2 separate regions of the Mus musculus genome follow, and region 1 is linked to region 2. A link is a loop called in an ENCODE intact Hi-C map of the cell type or tissue named here. Cell type or tissue: gastrocnemius. All regions are shown on one strand. Links, peaks and the distances in the headings refer to the core of each region. The heading gives the core; the rest is flanking DNA.

What was found. Peaks named below come from ENCODE experiments on the same cell type or tissue, not always from the same donor. Only the 100,000 strongest peaks of a DNase experiment are listed, where the experiment ranks them.
Region 1: it touches region 2 in a loop (2.2-fold over the local background); 3 of 42 quality-filtered maps call a loop at or near these places.

What each region holds. Positions count from the first base shown.
Region 1 is chr15:7,807,952-7,816,263 of GRCm38, forward strand. It overlaps Gdnf (glial cell line derived neurotrophic factor), which reads left to right and starts at 7,599. Exons shown (of 2, transcript NM_001301357.1): 1 at 7,599-7,814. The coding sequence starts at 7,664. In gastrocnemius, for the core only: CTCF peaks have their summits at 2,231 and 4,999 (motif pointing left); DNase peaks (open chromatin) are centred at 2,401, 2,719, 3,122, 5,030 and 5 more places; H3K4me3 peaks cover 4,574 bases; H3K27ac peaks cover 1,107 bases.
Region 2 is chr15:8,061,267-8,069,593 of GRCm38, forward strand. The region is part of intron 5 of Wdr70 (WD repeat domain 70); the gene reads right to left. Among named protein-coding and RNA genes, the nearest start is that of Wdr70, 34 kb to the right of the region's middle. In gastrocnemius, for the core only: a CTCF peak has its summit at 4,221; a DNase peak (open chromatin) is centred at 4,476; H3K4me3 peaks cover 857 bases; H3K27ac peaks cover 564 bases.

The sequences.
Region 1 (8,312 bases), core at 313-8,312, 250 kb before region 2:
GTTGCTTCTTGTGAAGCATTTGGTCTCAGTGATAAGAAACTAATATGAACGGGTAAGCTTATGAAGGAAGGAAGTTGTTGAACAGAGGAACAGCTAAGACTCCAAGTGTCTGCCACTGACACAGCTTTTTCTGTGTGAACAACCACTGTACAAGGAAAGTGGAAAGGGACCCCAGACAGGGCCCTCAGCAAAGGGCCGAAGCTGTTGTTTCTGAGACATGAACAATTTGGATTCAGATGGCTGGCCCAGGCATTGCACCTGATCTGAGGTCTGCGCATCTCCAGGGCGACCTGGCATCTCCGAGGAGGCCTGATTAAGAAGTTCAGTCCAGCTCAAATGTTTTGTGAGTGCCTAGCAGCAGATACTTGCACTAAAGAAGTTTAAATGGGAGATCAACAGAGAGCTCTGCAGTTGGTAGCAGGAGCAGAAGCCAAAGAACACCAGGAGGAAATCAGGGAGTGAGCGAGGAGCTGAATAGTCCAGGCAGCTAAGCCCCGTTAGTAGGGACAGGCAGATGCCTGGTTTTGAGGGGGCAGACGGATAACCCCAGCCCAGAGCTGCATCCTGAATGACCTTCCAGTTCCTGGACTTCAATCCAGTTTTCGTGAGGCCTGGCTGAGTGGCCTTTCCGGAAGGCTTTTGGGTGACACGTGGCTGAGTGGAGGAGATTCCGGTCAGCCTTCCTTCCACAGTTAACTCAGTGGCAACTGTCCCCTGGAGCCCCTCACCTGATCAACACACTACTCAAGGCCTAGCACACAGCAAGAGCTAAATAAGTCCAGGCGTTTTGTTGTTACTGTTGCTGTTGTTTCGTTTTGTTTTGTTTTCGGGCCTGCCTAGTGAAAAGCTTTAAAATGAAAAATTAAAAAATTAAAAATCATATATGATTTAAAAAAAAACCCAGCACTGATTCAAGTCAGCTTTGGATTCCAAAATAATGCTGGACTGAACATGGATACATTTTCCCTCAGCCCATTTCTAAGCCCATGTACACTGCTACTATGCATCTATCAAAGAAGGAAGCACCCATCACACTCTGTAGACAACAGAGAGCATCCTTGCTTCCCTGCAAGGTGTTGTTGAAAGAGCTGGTTTGCACTAGGTTTAATCTCTCAATCACAGTAAGTTAGAAAGAACAATTTCCCTGCCCACAATAACTTCACTGATAAGCCTCTAAAGTGGCTGATCTTTGACTCTGGGTACTTGTAATAATATGTCATCTTCCCCCCCACATTGCCACACACATTACCCCTATCTATTGTCTCAGCTTCTTCCAGAACACATACTCCCCAACAACTGGATGAGTCATAAGAGGAGAGGGGTGTAGATGTCAATTGAGCCTGTTTATGCTTTCACCTTCTCCGACTAATAAAATTAAGGAGGTCCTACTACATTCAAGCCCGGTCGGTGGCTGCCGGTAAACAGGTTTCCCTAGCAGAGACCTACCTTATTTAGCACATATCAAAGACAGACCGGATTCCATACCTATGTGGATGGGACGTATTTACAGTTCAGCCATATGCAAAGGGTGCAAGAGCCTGTCCTCCTCTTGTCCTCTACAAAGAAGGCTCCTGGCTTCTGGTGTTCAGCTAACCAACAGGAGAAAATGCAGAAAAAGGTCTGTCCTCTCCCCCTTTTTTCAGAGCGCTAGAAGGAAGGCTGAGTCCCTCTCGCTGGAAACTGCACCCAGTCCTTGCTTAGGTTCGCCAAATAACTTTTTCAAAACTCTTGAACAAAGGCAGGTTTATGCCCTACCTTCCCTGACCTCTCCCTGATCAAGTGATCTTACGCCTCTGGAATTGTGATTTTGAATGTATGTGCCTACCCCACGTCTGGTATTGTATTACAACAGCATGGAAATGAAGCCTAGGTCTGAGAAGCCGGCCAACCTCAGAAGCCTTCTTCATTGCCGGCCATGTAATACATGATATGCAAAGCCTCTGACTTCAGCCAGCAGATATTTGGAGACCGTGTTGGCCCTAGCCTGGGGACTAAACTAATGTGTGTTTAGGTCAGAAAGCGAATCAGAAAAGCCACTGGAGGGCACGTCACGCAGTGAGAGCTCTATAAATGCATCCCCACTTGCAGCGTGCCCTGGCAAACACTCTGTTCTCCTCTCTCGGCTGTTCCGCGCTTCTTCTTCTCGGTGCTGGGAAAACTTCTCGGTGCAGGCTGCTTGTCTTCTCGCCCCTGCCTTCTGTCCTGCAGAAAACCGGGAGGGCAGGACACTCGGAGGAGGAAGGACAGCCTTCGAAGGGGACGAGGAAAGCGCCGAGGTAGCCTCCAGCAGGCAGAGCGCCCTCCCTCGGAGCGCCAGACGCTTTTACCAAGTTGCGATTGCCCCCTGGGGCTGCTGTGAGCCGAGCTCAGCGCACGTTCCTGTGGATCTACCCTGCTAGAAAACGCGAGCCCCGCCGCGGTTCCTGCAAGCCCCGTGAAGAGGCTCTCGGAGTCACCCACTCGCACCCCGCACCGGGCTCCCGCAGCTCCGGTGCCTTTTGCCCGGATCTCCGTCCCTCCCCCACACTCAGGCCGCCGTTGCCGCCGGACCCCCTCCCCTCCCCCCTCCCGGTTCGGCGCCCCCCTACTCCCCAATCCCGGCCCTCTGGCCCGGGCTCTCCACGGCCAGCCTGCGCTCCTGGCGCCCTCATGTCTTCAAGGGACTGCCAGCGCGGTTTGACGTGGTGTCTCGTTCGGATCTCCAGGCAAGACCTCGGCAGCATCAGACAGGCCCGCCTCGCACTCGCAGCCACCGCGCCCCGAGGAGGTGCAGAGTGAGGCGACCGCCTCGGAGCCACCCGCAGCGCCCGGGGCCCCGTGCTGCTCCAGCCCAGAGCGAGCGCCGCGCGCGCAGCCGTGCCACTCCTCAGCCAAGGCAGGGGCGGCTGCTCAGACTTAGTCTTCTTGGGGTCCAGGAGGCCGGTGTGCGAGGTGTCGGCAGCCTTCGCCCTCCTCGCGGCGGCGGCGGCGGCGGCTGGCACGGTGGCCGCCGCCTCCTGCGTGTCCTCGCTGCCCGGCGCGACCCCTGGATTGCGTGCTCTTGCTCCCGACCTTCTGGGCGGGGCCCCGCGCTCCTGCCCGAGGTCCGGATGGGTCTCCTGGATGGGATTCGGGCCACTTGGAGTTAATGTCCAACTGGGGGTCTACGGAGACCGGATCCGAGGTAAGAGAGGGAAACGTGCTGGAGGGGACAGGGCGGGCGGCGGTTGCGTCGTCTGAAGGCAGAAGGGCGCGGCTGGACCCCAAGCGGGCGACCGAGTGTAAAGTAGGAAGGCTAGGAACCGGAGGGAGGCTAGACTTGCGGAGGATAGGTTGTCTTTTCCGCTTGAACAAAAAAAGTACAGACAGAGACCCTGGTGTCCTGGAACCCTGAAAAGCCAGAGAAGGGTAATTCCCCTACCTCGCTCTGTACAGTCCTGGAACCCAGCGTGCGAGACTTGGCTAGCTACTAACCCACCGCAGCCAGCGTCTTTTCCAGAGTGCAACTGCAGCGTTATCATAGCTCGGAATGTTACTTACTGTTGAGCTTGTTTGGGTCTGTTCTGGGAGAAAGCTAAGCCCTGGGAAGGAGGGCTGCAAAGGTGCTGTGAACCTAAAAATAGAGGGCTCGCCTCCTCTAGAGAGATTTTGCAAAGCGGAATTCCTCCCCTCCTCTGGCCTTTTGCTTCAACTTTGTAAATGCCCTTATGCGGGGTCGAGATTAGGGAAGTAGCTCCTTACAGCGAGCGCCTCGGCCTTAGGATTCTGTCTGGAAAGACTCTTAGGAACCCTCCAGGTCCCCGCCAGGCCTTGGGGTGATTGTTTTAATTACCTCTTCCTCTTCTCTTTGGCACTCTGTGTCTCTTCCCCCAACACCCCCTCACCCCCACCCACACACTACTTTGTACCACTTCAAGGCAGATTTTGAATGGGGATGGTTTCCAGCCCCACGCAGGGAAAAGGAACCCATGAATCGGGAGTAGGAAGGCACTTTAACAGGTTCCTCCCTGCTTGCAATCTTGCCTGTAGCAGAATCTGCCTGCAGGGCGGATGGGTACACCACGGGAAGCTTGTCTAACTTAGCCCTGAGTTCGCCAAGTTTGTGCTCTTTGACCGGGATAAAGGCAACTCTGCCAGTTCCTTTAGGGAATATGTTAGAGAGCGCTCGACTCACGCTTCCTCGGTGTTTTGAATACGTGTTTAAGATGCAACTAGCCCAGTAATTATGCTCCTCCTCTCTCCAAACCTCCAAAGACGGATTCGCAGTTTCTTTCTTGCCCTGACCATGCCCTCCCTCTCTCTGAGCTTTGGTGGGGGAGGTGTCTTTTAAACAAGTGACAAGTGTGTAGTGTCCGGTTAGCCCGCGGCGTTTCTAGCCCGCATCTGCACGAGATTCTTGTGCTCTGGGGCCTAGAACTCTACCTTGGCTCCTCTAATAAACAGAACCACCCCTGGCTTTTTTCCCCGGGAAGCATCCCATATTTTCTCCCTTTCTCCATCTTGGGCTGGCCACTTATAGGGCAGTGGTAAGAGAATGCGTCCTCAGTCAAGGACACTGAGCACAGTGAATACAAGCAACAGATCTTTTAGTAATTTCTGCCCAGACCCTACAGGAAACACCCGAATTTATAGTAAACTCTCCTCCCAGGCCACCAGGTCTTGAAAGCAAATCCCAGACAAACTTTCCAGCCTGCTAGCCCCAAAATGTGCGGGGGGGGGGGGGGCACTGGTGGCAGGGAGCGGCCACCCACTGCAGAGTTTTCTAGGTGATAGAGGATTAGGGGGTCTAAAAGTAGGTTGCCAACCACCTCAGGTGAAATGAGGAGACAGGATATGGGGAAAGAGAATCAAAGAATAGAAACCCGAAAAGTGAGGATTCACATAAGGACGTCTATAGGTCCCTGCACTAGTATGGGGATATGTGGTAGAAACATTGGTTCTTCTACTGTTTTATATTTTTAAATGACAATCCAGCCTACCCGCCGCGGGAAGACAAGGCCCGAGCGGTTTCTAGTGCCCCCTGGTGCCGGGAACTCAGAATTGGTGAGCGGCGATTTGGCAGTCCCTACCGCGGCTTTTCTGAGCATCCTTCAGCCCCCGTCCTAGGTCCCACCTGGTGCCCAAATGCACAGAGCGATCCCTCTGCCCCGCTGGGATGAGTTGATCCCAGATGCAGAGTAGAACCGGCTTTCCAAGTCCGAGAGAGAATGGGGTTCACTTAGCAGAGTCAACCTCGGAGTAAAAGCTTGGTACCCCGCGCGGGCCGGTGCCTTAAGCACGCGCAGCAAAGGCCACGCGCGGCGGGAACTGGTCTGGCCAACGCTTCAGGGTAGAAATCGGTAAAAAGAAAAGTAGGGATGCGGGGCGGGGCCCAGATGGACTCCTTGGAAGAGCATCCAGGGAGATGCACACCCCATCCCCACCCGGGTGTTGGGGGGGAGCAAGTGCCACCAATTAAAGAGCGGCTCAGAGAGGAGCGAAGAGCGGGTCCCGCGTCTCTCAGAGAAGAGTGTTCCTGCACCTCCTCGGGATTGGGGGCGGGGTGCTTTCGGGAAGCCCGATGCTGCCCGCTTACAATAAGATGGAGAGTCTCCTTTGGCGAGGCAGAGAGTGAATGTTTCAAGTGTTTTCCTCCTTTGCCAGCGTCGCCTCGCTTCTGATCGAGGCTCGCCATGTCCAATTTTAAAAGCTTTCCGTGAGCCAAACTGAGATAGATAAATAAATAAATAAATAAATAAATAGGAAAACCCTCTTAATGCGGAAGGGAAATCTGGTGCCTCCGCCGCTTCCTGCCGACCGGCACGGCGATCCAGGACCGCGCCTTAACCCCGCGCCTCCCTGCCGCTCGGGACTGCCAGCCATTTCGCACGCACCCGAGAGCTGGCAAAGCTAGCACCCCGGAGGCCTTGCCTTCCCCCCCCCCCCCCGCTCCCCGCTCGCGAAGCGCCTCTCTGCACTGCTGCGTGAGGGGCGGGAGCCAGGGGAGTCTTTTTTTTTCCCCCTCCTCTGGGGTGTTCGAGCCAGCCCGCGCAGCCGGAACCCCGGAGCTGTGTGGTTCCGTCGCTTCCCAATCTCCGAACCCAACAGCTGCGGAGAAAACAGACGCCCAAGGGATGGAAAATGAATTCGTCTCCGCAGCAGTGGGAGGTGGCAGCCGAATTAAATGCTTTCCTAGTGGCCTTATCTAGGGACCTAGACTGGAATTCTGGGTGGAGATTGTGAGGGGCGGGAGGGATGTACCCCGGAAAGGAGAGAGAAGCAAAAGCCTGGAGACTAATAGGAAAGGTGCAGGGAGGTGTGTGTGTGTGTGTGTGTGTGTGTGTGTGTGTGTGTACCTGAAAACTGATTTGCCCTCCCCCATTAAAAATGTCAAGACTGTTTTCTCAAAATGCATGATTTACCTGATTTGAGAATGCTCCCCAGCCAATTCCCCATGCTGGAACAACGGGACTTGTGAGTGACAGAGTACCACCATACCCGAAGTGATTCAATCTCTCTTCCCCCGTCTCTTTGGATGGGACTTTTCGCCAAGTGAACATAGCCTTCTTTATTAGCAAGCTCACCCCAGACTGCAAGGCCTTCTTCCTTTCTAGAGATGTGAGGTCTTAAGAGTCCAAAGGACTCGGTGTTCAGGACTCTTACTACGGTCCTGGGTCCTGGAGTAGCTAGGGGAACCGAAAGATAGCATCTCTGCTGAGAGGGACAGAATTAGGACCAAAACTTCACAAAGCTGCAAAACTAAAATCAAGGGCGTGTTCGGGTATACCACGGAGGGCTTTAAATGTCAAGATAGATCCAGTCGCCGCCTACTAACAGTGGTAAAACATTTATTGGGCACTTTCTGGACTTGTTCGTGAGTTAATGATCCTAAGAAGTGGAACTGGTATTTTAAGCCAAACCGATGCTTCCGAAGTTAAGTGACTTAACTTGGCACTTTTATGCAGGCCAGAGTCTGCAAAGTCACATGAACTTGTTCTGGTGACATTTTTTTCTTTCACTTAGCCAGGATGTTTAAAAGGTAGACAGAGGGAGGGCAAGTGTTTCCACCAAGCCTGAGCCTACACCCTGCCTAGTTAGAAGAAAGGTCCAGCCTGGGACAGATAGGTGAGCTTGATTTTAGTCCCAGAGGTAAAAAGCCTGTTGTTTGCATCAGCGAAAGGATGGCTTCCAGAGCTCACATATGGGAGTTGCTGGGGAGGGGAAGGGTGGTCTCTGTCTGTCGAGGGCCGGGCAAAGGTAGCCAGATGGGGGCTACCCCGTGCGCCCCCGCCCCCCGGGAATATGGGATGTCGCGCGAGCCAGTAGAAGCAACGGGCCCGGAGTTGTGGTATAAATTTATGTCCATAATCTGACCTCTGGAAGTTGGAGGCTGGAGGACCGAAGAGTGGTCAGCAGTGCACCCGTTGGGAATGCGAGCTGCACCTGGGGTGTACCAGGGATGAAGGAAGATGGGCGGGCAGTAAACCAGAACAAGGGCGGGGTGCTTAGGGAAGCACCGATCAAAAGCAGTGCGGGCGGAGAGGCTGTGAGTTGGGAGCAGGTTGGGGGGGGGGGCAGGGAAGTGGTGAAGAGGCTGCCCTGCAGTCAGCACCAGGGTCCTGGGCGTCTGAGCCTAACTTGCCTGGTGCGGTTCTCTTCCCCGCTGCCCGCCCGCGCAGGTGCCGCCGCCGGACGGGACTCTAAGATGAAGTTATGGGATGTCGTGGCTGTCTGCCTGGTGTTGCTCCACACCGCGTCTGCCTTCCCGCTGCCCGCCGGTAAGAGGCTTCTCGAAGCGCCCGCTGAAGACCACTCCCTCGGCCACCGCCGCGTGCCCTTCGCGCTGACCAGTGACTGTAAGAACCGTTCCCTCCCCGGGGGCATCATCCGGCGGACCCCAGGGCACCCTACCGCAGCATGCACGCACGCAGTCACCCGGGCCAGCCGGGAAGGTTGTGCGCCTCTCCACTAAGTGGGAAGGGCTGGGAGGCCCTTAAGGGTACTCAGCTGCATGCCGCTGCCCAAGGGTTTCCAGGCGCCTTGCAAATACAGAGGATGTGGAATAGTGTCCCTTTATCATTCTCATCAACAAATATCCCACTATCGCCACCATCACAACCACAACCAGGGCACACACACATTGCCCCCAACCCCTTACTTCCCTGCCCCTCTAAGAATACACAGCAGGATCTTTCTTTTAAGGCTATTTTACTGTGCCTTGCTAAAACCCTCTTGCATTTTCATCCTGAACTGCACTTGCAAGGAGTTTTGTGAGAAAGGCCAGCCAGAGAGAAAACACAGAAGGACCTCCATTTCCAGAGCTAGCATCTGCCTAGTGTCAATTCTGTTCAGAA
Region 2 (8,327 bases), core at 132-8,131:
AAATATTGTGCCACTAATTACTTCATTTAATGGAAAAAAAAAAGCTGATTGTAGTCTACAGCTTGCCACACTGTGAGAAAAAAACACCTATTCGGGAATGGCAGGAGACAGTGAGACCACATCAACATGGCCTGGGGGCCATGGAGTCATGCTGCTGGTCTTGCTCTTGTGTCAAACTCACAATCAGCTGCACTCCTAGCAAACAATGAAGCGAACAAATGTTCTTCCAGACAAGGATCAAGGTCTGGAGACAAATTTTAGAAAGTTCTATTGGAACAGCTTTTACACAGGTTTGCTAGTCTCTAAATATGGAACTTTAGAAATATAAAACTTAAATAAGAGAGATGGCTCAGTCAGTAAAATAACTACCATGTAAGTATGAGGACCTGAGTTCAAGTTCCCAGCACCTACCTTTTAACTACTTAAAAGGCAGGGCAAACATATCCAGGGATCCATCCCATAATCAGCCTCCAAACGCTGACACCATTCCATACACTAGCAAGATTTTGCTGAAAGGACCCAGATATAGCTGTCTCTTGTGAGACTATGCCGGGGCCTAGCAAACACAGAAGTGGATGCTCACAGTCAGCTATTGGATGGATCACAGGGCCCCCAATGGAGGAGCTAGAGAAAGTACCCAAGGAACTAAAGGGATCTGCAACCCTATAGGTGGAACAACATTATGAACTAACCAGTACCCCGGAGCTCTTGACTCTAGCTGCATATGTATCAAAAGATGGCCTAGTCGGCCATCAATGCAAAGAGGCCCATTGGACTTGCAAACTTTATATGCCCCAGTACAGGGGAACGCCAGGGCCAAAAAGTGGGAGTAGGTGGGTAGGGGAATGGGGGGGGGCTATGGGGGACTTTTGGGATAGCATTGGAAATGTAAATGAGGAAAATACATAATAAAAAAATATTAAAAAAAAAAAAGGCAGGGCAAAGTGCTGCGTGCCTACAATTCCAAATCGGGGAGATGGAGATGGGGCTTGTTGACTGCTGGTGTAGCAGAACTAGCTTACACACCCACACATGGGGCAAAGGGCAAAGAGTGCTTGTTCTGTTTGACTTCCACACACTGTGCTTACACCTGCCGAACTGAAAAGGTGATGAGTCAGTTTCCGTGGGCATCTTCTCCAACAGTCAGAGAAGCACATAACACAGCATCCTATGACTTCCATTCTTTGGGAATGGTCACTAGCTGAAAAGATCAACTCATAACACAACTAAAACAACTGAGACAGAGAAACAGGGATAACTTTGATTACACTATATCCAGTTGTGAAAACAAAACAGAAGAGCAGCTGCCACTGCTGACACCATCTTCACTGAACGTCGGGGATTAACCTGTAATACCAACGCTTAGGAGGCGGAGGCAGGAAGATCACAAACTCAATGCCAGCCTCAGCTACATACTGGGACCCTGATTACCCACACCCAAATGAAACCTTTTACGGTAAAATGAAACATAAGTAAAGTAGCCAAAAGATGAGGAATATACAGGAAGAGAACAAGAACTGGAAGAGGCAAAAACAAGAATAAAAGATGAAGAGAAAGGAATTTAACACAGTGTAAAAGATGGTGGTGGTAGGAATTATCCTTAGGTGCAATGGGGAAGGTTCAGTGAGAGCAGACAGGGCATGCCACAGGAAGAGAAGCCAAGAAGGTCTTGAGTCAGAGGACAAGGCGCACTGTGGGGAGAAATGAGACGATACAAACCAGATGCCCAAGGCAGTCTTTCATGACCATGAGAGGTGGTCAAATGGAAAACCACATTTTTCTCAGAAAAACACAAGGTTTGATTAAAATCTTAAAAAGAAACCTAAACTTTTAGATAGAAGTGTATTTCCTCTAAAAACAGAATTTTAAGTTATCATTTAAAGTACACAGTGAACTTTTTAACTAAATCATATTTAGGAGCTGAAGAGGCCCTGCAGGGGGAAAAGGTATACTGGGGTAGATCCAAGATTCCACAGGATGGGAGGGAGAACTAACTCCTGAAAGCCACCCTCCAAACCGAGTGCACAATGAATTATGGATTGCAAAGTAACATTATTATGACATGGGAACTGAATTTTATATAATTTACTTTGGCAGGATTATTATCTAAAAAGCTACCTTTTGTTTGATCAGTTATAGTTTTCATATCTTGTTTGGTTTTGTTCTTCTGTCTTTCTATTTGTATTTCTGCGAGGTGGTCTTTTGTAGCCAAGGCTGTACTCATACTATTACCAAAGCTGGCCTTGAACTCTTAATCCTCCTGCAGCATGGCTCAAGTCCTGAGATTCCAGGCAAGCACCACCAGAATAGAAAACGGAAGGTCATGAAAGCCCTCACGCAGCTCCCTCTGAGCCTCTTAGCCCATACATTCTAACACACTCAACCATGCTGTTCTTCAACTAGCCACTCTAACACAATCAGGTCCTCCTCTGACATGGTTTTGATGAAGCAGAGAACATCTCAAACACCATTTCCACATACATAGTGAAACTTTACATCAGCAACATTTGCAATTCACATACACATTATCTTGACAGATGTTTACCACAATGTAGGTTTGGATATTTACACGTTAAAAAAATTGTATTTGAAATATGCCTTGTATTATCTACATGCACTAGTGCACCCTCCCCAGAAGACCTTGATCACTGAGAATAAAGGGGCTAGTGAAGTCGCTGAGTGAGCGAGAGCTAGGCTAGGCAAGCATAAGGACTTGGACTTAAAGCCCACATTAAAAATAAACCCTGTGACCTAGCGCTGTGAGACAGAGATGAGAGGACTCCTGAGGACTGCTGCCTGTAAGCCTCGCTCTAGATTCAGAGATAGAGAGAGAGAGAACAAGTGAGTGAGTGAGTGAGTGAGTGTGAGTGTCTCAAGGGAATAAGGTGGAGTATGACAGAGCAGAGCACACATACAGGTGCATATACCAGACACCACACACATACATACACACTACACAGACATGCACACTTAAAACGAATAGAAGAGGGGAAGGGAAAAGAAAGGAGAAAGGGTCCCGACGATCGTGGTACACTCAACAGAAGGTTACTAGATGATTGGTGAACAAAATCAGATTGCTCAGAGGCAGAAAGAACTTGACTGGATAAGGGCTTAAAATGGCATTGCCAAGATAACTGTGGTAGAGTCATCCTGCCTGAGTGCCTCTAAGCAAAACTGAGAAGAGACCAGATTTGGCATGATTTAGTGAAGTACCTAGAGACAAAAGTGACCAGTAGCAAGAACGGCCATTCTGTCATTCAACAGTATTTCTGAGGGGCCTCCTTGATGCCAGGTACCTTTATGGCCACTGGAGATAGAGTAGTCCCAAGACAATGTGAATGCTTACTCTGGGTAGAAAAGAGACAACGGGCCAGGAGTCAAGACCTCCAGAAGACTGAAGCACTGTCGAGCACGGACAAGAGCAGTAGGCCAAGGGGTCACTGACTTGAACTACAACGGAAGCAAAGATCCAAGCGAGACAAGGGGGCACCAAGAGCTTTGGGCACCATGCAGATACAGGACAGAAAAAAGCAGAGGCTCCACCTGGACCATTCTGCTGCTTAAAGGAAAGCAGAGAGGACAACATAGCTAGAGAGACATGAACAGGTCAGGAAAATAAAGGGGATAAAGTCTAAAATTTCTGTAGGAATCAAGTTAAGCTAGACCTCAGAGGCCAAGGCAAGGGACCTGGACTGCTTACAAATGATAGGCATGAACTAGAGGCTTGAGAGTAGGGACATGACAAGATTAGACTTCCGTTGTTTAGTGTGAGTAGAGAAATGAGTATCCTCTGACCTTACAAATAACATCATGATATAAAGTGCCCATGTGCCGATAAAGTGTACCCTAAATAAGAATCTATTAGCTAAAACGCTCTAAGACGAGACAATTATTCCAGCCTTTGTCTCAGTCTACAAGTCACTTGTGACAGTTTATAGAAGTTATTATTTATCAAAGGTCTGGCTAGGCACGATGGTGTGAACCAGTAATCCTAGCACATGGGAGGGAAAGGGGAGATTCACAAACTCAAGGCCAGCCAGACCTGGCTCTAAAAAAAAAAAAAAAAAAAAAAACACTTTCTCTTCCTCTCTAAATAGGAGACAATTGGAATAAAAATGTCTCTCCTTCCCCCTAGTGCCCACTTCGGAGAATGAGGTCTTCACCCTCAGTGAAGCCCAGTGGAAACAGAGTTCTCTAGAAGAAAGCCTCTAGCAGCCTCTGCTGACAGCACTTCGCAGGTGTAACGTTTTAAATAGTAACTATCCTTTGAACTTAAAAGTCAGTAAGCTTCCTCACGGTGTTTTAAAAATAAAACAACTCTTCAAAGTCAACTTCGAGTTAAACTGACCAAAAGCGATAACGAAACCAACAGGTCTGGCAGACCGTCAGGAGGAGCGGGCTTCACCGCCACGCCTCGGAACCTAAGCTCAAGACCACTGCGGTGGTGGCAGGGAGAACCGACTCCTCAAAGCTGGCCTCTGACTCCACGTGCTCCTGCTTGCACACATGCACACACTCACCATATTTACAAGTAAATTAACAGTCTAAAACAGCAGAGGATGGCAGTGACTCAGGGCAGTCCGGTCACACGCGGCGACCCTCACTCTGCTCCTGTGAACTGTTTCACTGTCACGGCGCCTCAGAAAGACTTGACGAGACCCCCGCAACTTCCAATCCTCACCCTTTCTTTCCCTACCCATGAGGAGGAGACTGACGGATACAGGTGGTTGGCAGTGGGCAAGGCCAAGGGGATGAAAGGCTTCAGACAGAAGACAGAGAAACACAGTGGTGGCCCAAACTTGGACTGTCATCTACCAAGAACGTGCCAGCCAGGGAGTCAGACAAAGTTCATGGATAACAGGTGTTCACCACTCAAAAGTCACTGTTACATTTAGCCTTTAGTTACAGTCATAAAACTCAAACTGGCCATTTTCTGTAGTAATGTGAAACAGGATAGCAACGGAAACCTGAGGACAATGAAACCCGCAATAATTCCAAAGTCTCCGTCCGTTCCATTACGTGTTGTAACCTCCTTTGCCTTATAAAAGATAAGATTATGTACAAACGGAAATTTTTAAAATATGATTTTTCAATTCTTTTCTCTGACATTTTCCATCTAAACTGTTGTTGTTTATTTAATTCGAAGAAAAATATAAATAAATCCTCAAGTTCTATTTGAATGAACAATTACCACTAACCTCCACATAAGCAAAGCCTAATAAAGAATGAGTAAAAAGCAAGTTTGACATTAAAAGCAAATAATATATTAACATTTCTAATGCATTAGCTTGAGCAGTGACGGCAACCACAATGCTAGCTAACTACTGAAGGAAACGCACATATTTAAGAGGGTTGCAGATGCTGACCCTTGCCAGAATGCTTGCCCAGCATGGGCAGTGAGGATGTCTAATCCAAAGGAAACTCCAAAAGGCTATCCAAATATCCACGATGGGCTCAACCTGGACTGTAAGAGGATTTCTGGCAGTCAGATAAAAGCCAGCATTCCTTAGGAACTTGTGAAACTGTCTCCCATCTACCAAAGAAGTCATTTCCCTTATAGGGACATATGGTTACCTGTGGTGCCTATGAGCACTGCAAAGCTCATGCTGGCCTCCAGCTGCCTCTAGCTGTCCTCTCCCTCATATCTACAATAAACCCTTGCCCTGAAAACATACCACACAACAGTCAGGTCTTCAGTTTGCACAGAGGCCCTAGGTTAAATTTCCCCATTGAAAAGTAAGAGAGCTGGGCATGGTGGCGCACGCCTTTAATCCCAGCACTTGGGAGGCAGAAGCAGGCGGATTTCTGAGTTCGAGGCCATCTTGGTCTACAGAGTGAGTTCCAGGACAGCCAGAGCTATATAGAGAAACCCTGTCTCGAAAAACCAAAACACAAACAAACAAAAAAAGAAAAGTAAGAGAGAGCCAGCCACAGGGGTTCAAAGCTGTGATCATCAAATTAAAGGGTGGGGGGGGGTGCTTTTCCATGTCCCAGGGCAGTGTGGGCTGGAAAAAAGGCAATGCACTGACACTTTACTAGTGCAGTCTGCAGTGTCCTAGTGCAGTCTGCAGTGTCCTAGTGCAGTCTGCAGTGTCCTAGTGCAGTCTGCAGTGTCCTAGTGCAGTCTGTAGTGTCCTAGTGCAGTCTGTAGTGTCCTAGTGCAGTCTGTAGTGTCCTAGTGCAGTCTGCAGTGTCCTAGTGCAGTCTGCAGTGTCCTAGTGCAGTCTGCAGTGTCCTAGTGCAGTCTGTAGTGTCCTAGTGCAGTCTGTAGTGTCCTAGTGCAGTCTGTAGTGTCCTAGTGCAGTCTGTAGTGTCCTAGTGCAGTCTGTAGTGTCCTAGTGCAGTCTGCAGTGTCCTAGTGCAGTCTGCAGTGTCCTAGTGCAGTCTGTAGTGTCCTAGTGCAGTCTGCAGTGTCCTAGTGCAGTCTGCAGTGTCCTAGTGCAGTCTGTAGTGTCCTAGTGCAGTCTGCAGTGTCCTAGTGCAGTCTGCAGTGTCCTAGTGCAGTCTGTAGTGTCCTAGTGCAGTCTGTAGTGTCCTAGTGCAGTCTATAGTGCCCTAGTGCAGTCTGCAGTGTCCTAGTGCAGTCTACAGTGTCCTAGTGCAGTCTATAGTGTCCTGGTACAGTCTATAGTGTCCCAGTGCAGTCTATATGGTCCTAACTAGCACTGTTCTAGCTCTTCCCTGTCCAGCCCTAGCCATCAAAACTCACTTTACAAAGGGAAGTGGTTAGGACATAGGGACAGGATTCCATCTCATTCTCCCTTAGGGTAGCGCTAGCAATCACTAACTGCATTTATAAAGAAGGCTGGGATCCTGGTTCTTACAGAAACCTTTTGACCTACATTTCTTCATTTTCTATCTCTGAAATGATCCAATCAACTCAGGACACCCCAAGATCAACTTCTCAATACCAAGGAGACAAAGAACAGAGAATAAGAAACAAGGCCATGAGACAGAGAAAGAAAGAGAAGGGGAAGGGAACAAGGGAGGTCCAAGAGTAGGGGACAAAGGACTGCCTCTGGATACAGGAGTCAGATGTGACCCAAAGGAAAATGGCAGTTTATAAAGGTACAAGAGGAAACCCCATGTTAGGGTGAGGTGTTTAATTTTAATTGGGCTTGTTAATTAGGTGAGCCAAAAGGGGCTTTTGATTGCTAGACTTCAATACTTTGATAGCTGGACCTTAGAAGTCAGCCTCAGGAGAAGGAAGTGGTCAAAATGAGGGAATGGACCTTGATGGCTAGCTTTAGGAATGTGCTCTAGGGCTGGAGGATGGCTCAGCGGGTAAGAGCACTGACTGTTCTTCCAAAGGTCCTGAGTTCAATTCCCAGCAACCACATGGTGGCTCACAACCACCCGTAATGAGATCTGATGCCCTCTTCTGGTGCGTCTGAAGACAGCTACAGTGTACTTATGTATAATAATAAATAAATCTTTGGGCCTGAGCAAGCGGGGCCAACCAGAGCGAACAGATGTCCAAAAAAAATTCAATTCCCAGCAACCACATGAAGGCTCACAACTATCTGTACAGCTATAGTGTACTCACATACATAAAATAAATACATAAATAAATAAATCATTTTTTTTAAAAGGAATGTGCTCTAAAGGCAAGAGAGAGAACGGGGAAGAAGGGCGAGCCCCGCCAGAGCCGTGCTGGCCACGATCAAGCACTCAATCTCTACTTCCATTCTGATGTATGATTACAAAACTAAAAAAAGGCAGAATACCAAAAAAGTAACAGTTTTAATATAAAAACATTCAATTCCACTTGACCTCACACACAGTGGGCTAGTCCCTCCCACATTAAAGAAATGACCTCCATACCTGACACCCAGATCTCACCTGAAGCTCCCTCCTCTCTGATGACTCTAGTTTGTGTCAAGTTGACAGAAAACTAACCAACAGGAAGGGAAATGTGAGACAAAATGTTAATCAACATGGAAGACGGAAAAGGGGCACTGAGGATTTGACTGGGATCCACTGGAAACCAGCAAACTCCTTTGTCAGAGACATCTAGTAGGCGAAAGGAAGTAAAGTCTGACTGGGCTGTCATTCGGGGCTTCTGTTTTAGCCTATTCTGATGGAAGATTCAGACATGTCCATAAGAGAATTGGGCACTTAGCTGCATGTTAGTTTTAGAAACAATGGGGTTACCATAAAACCTCCTTTAAAAAAAAATTAATCGAATTCAACTGAGGGAAAGTTATGTTATTTACTGCTATAACTTGTTTCATTAAAGTGTCACTGTCCCTAAAGGAAGCATTTAAAATGCACATTCTCTGTTGAGACCTCTTACTTGAAATTCTCCTGTAAAACAAACACAACAA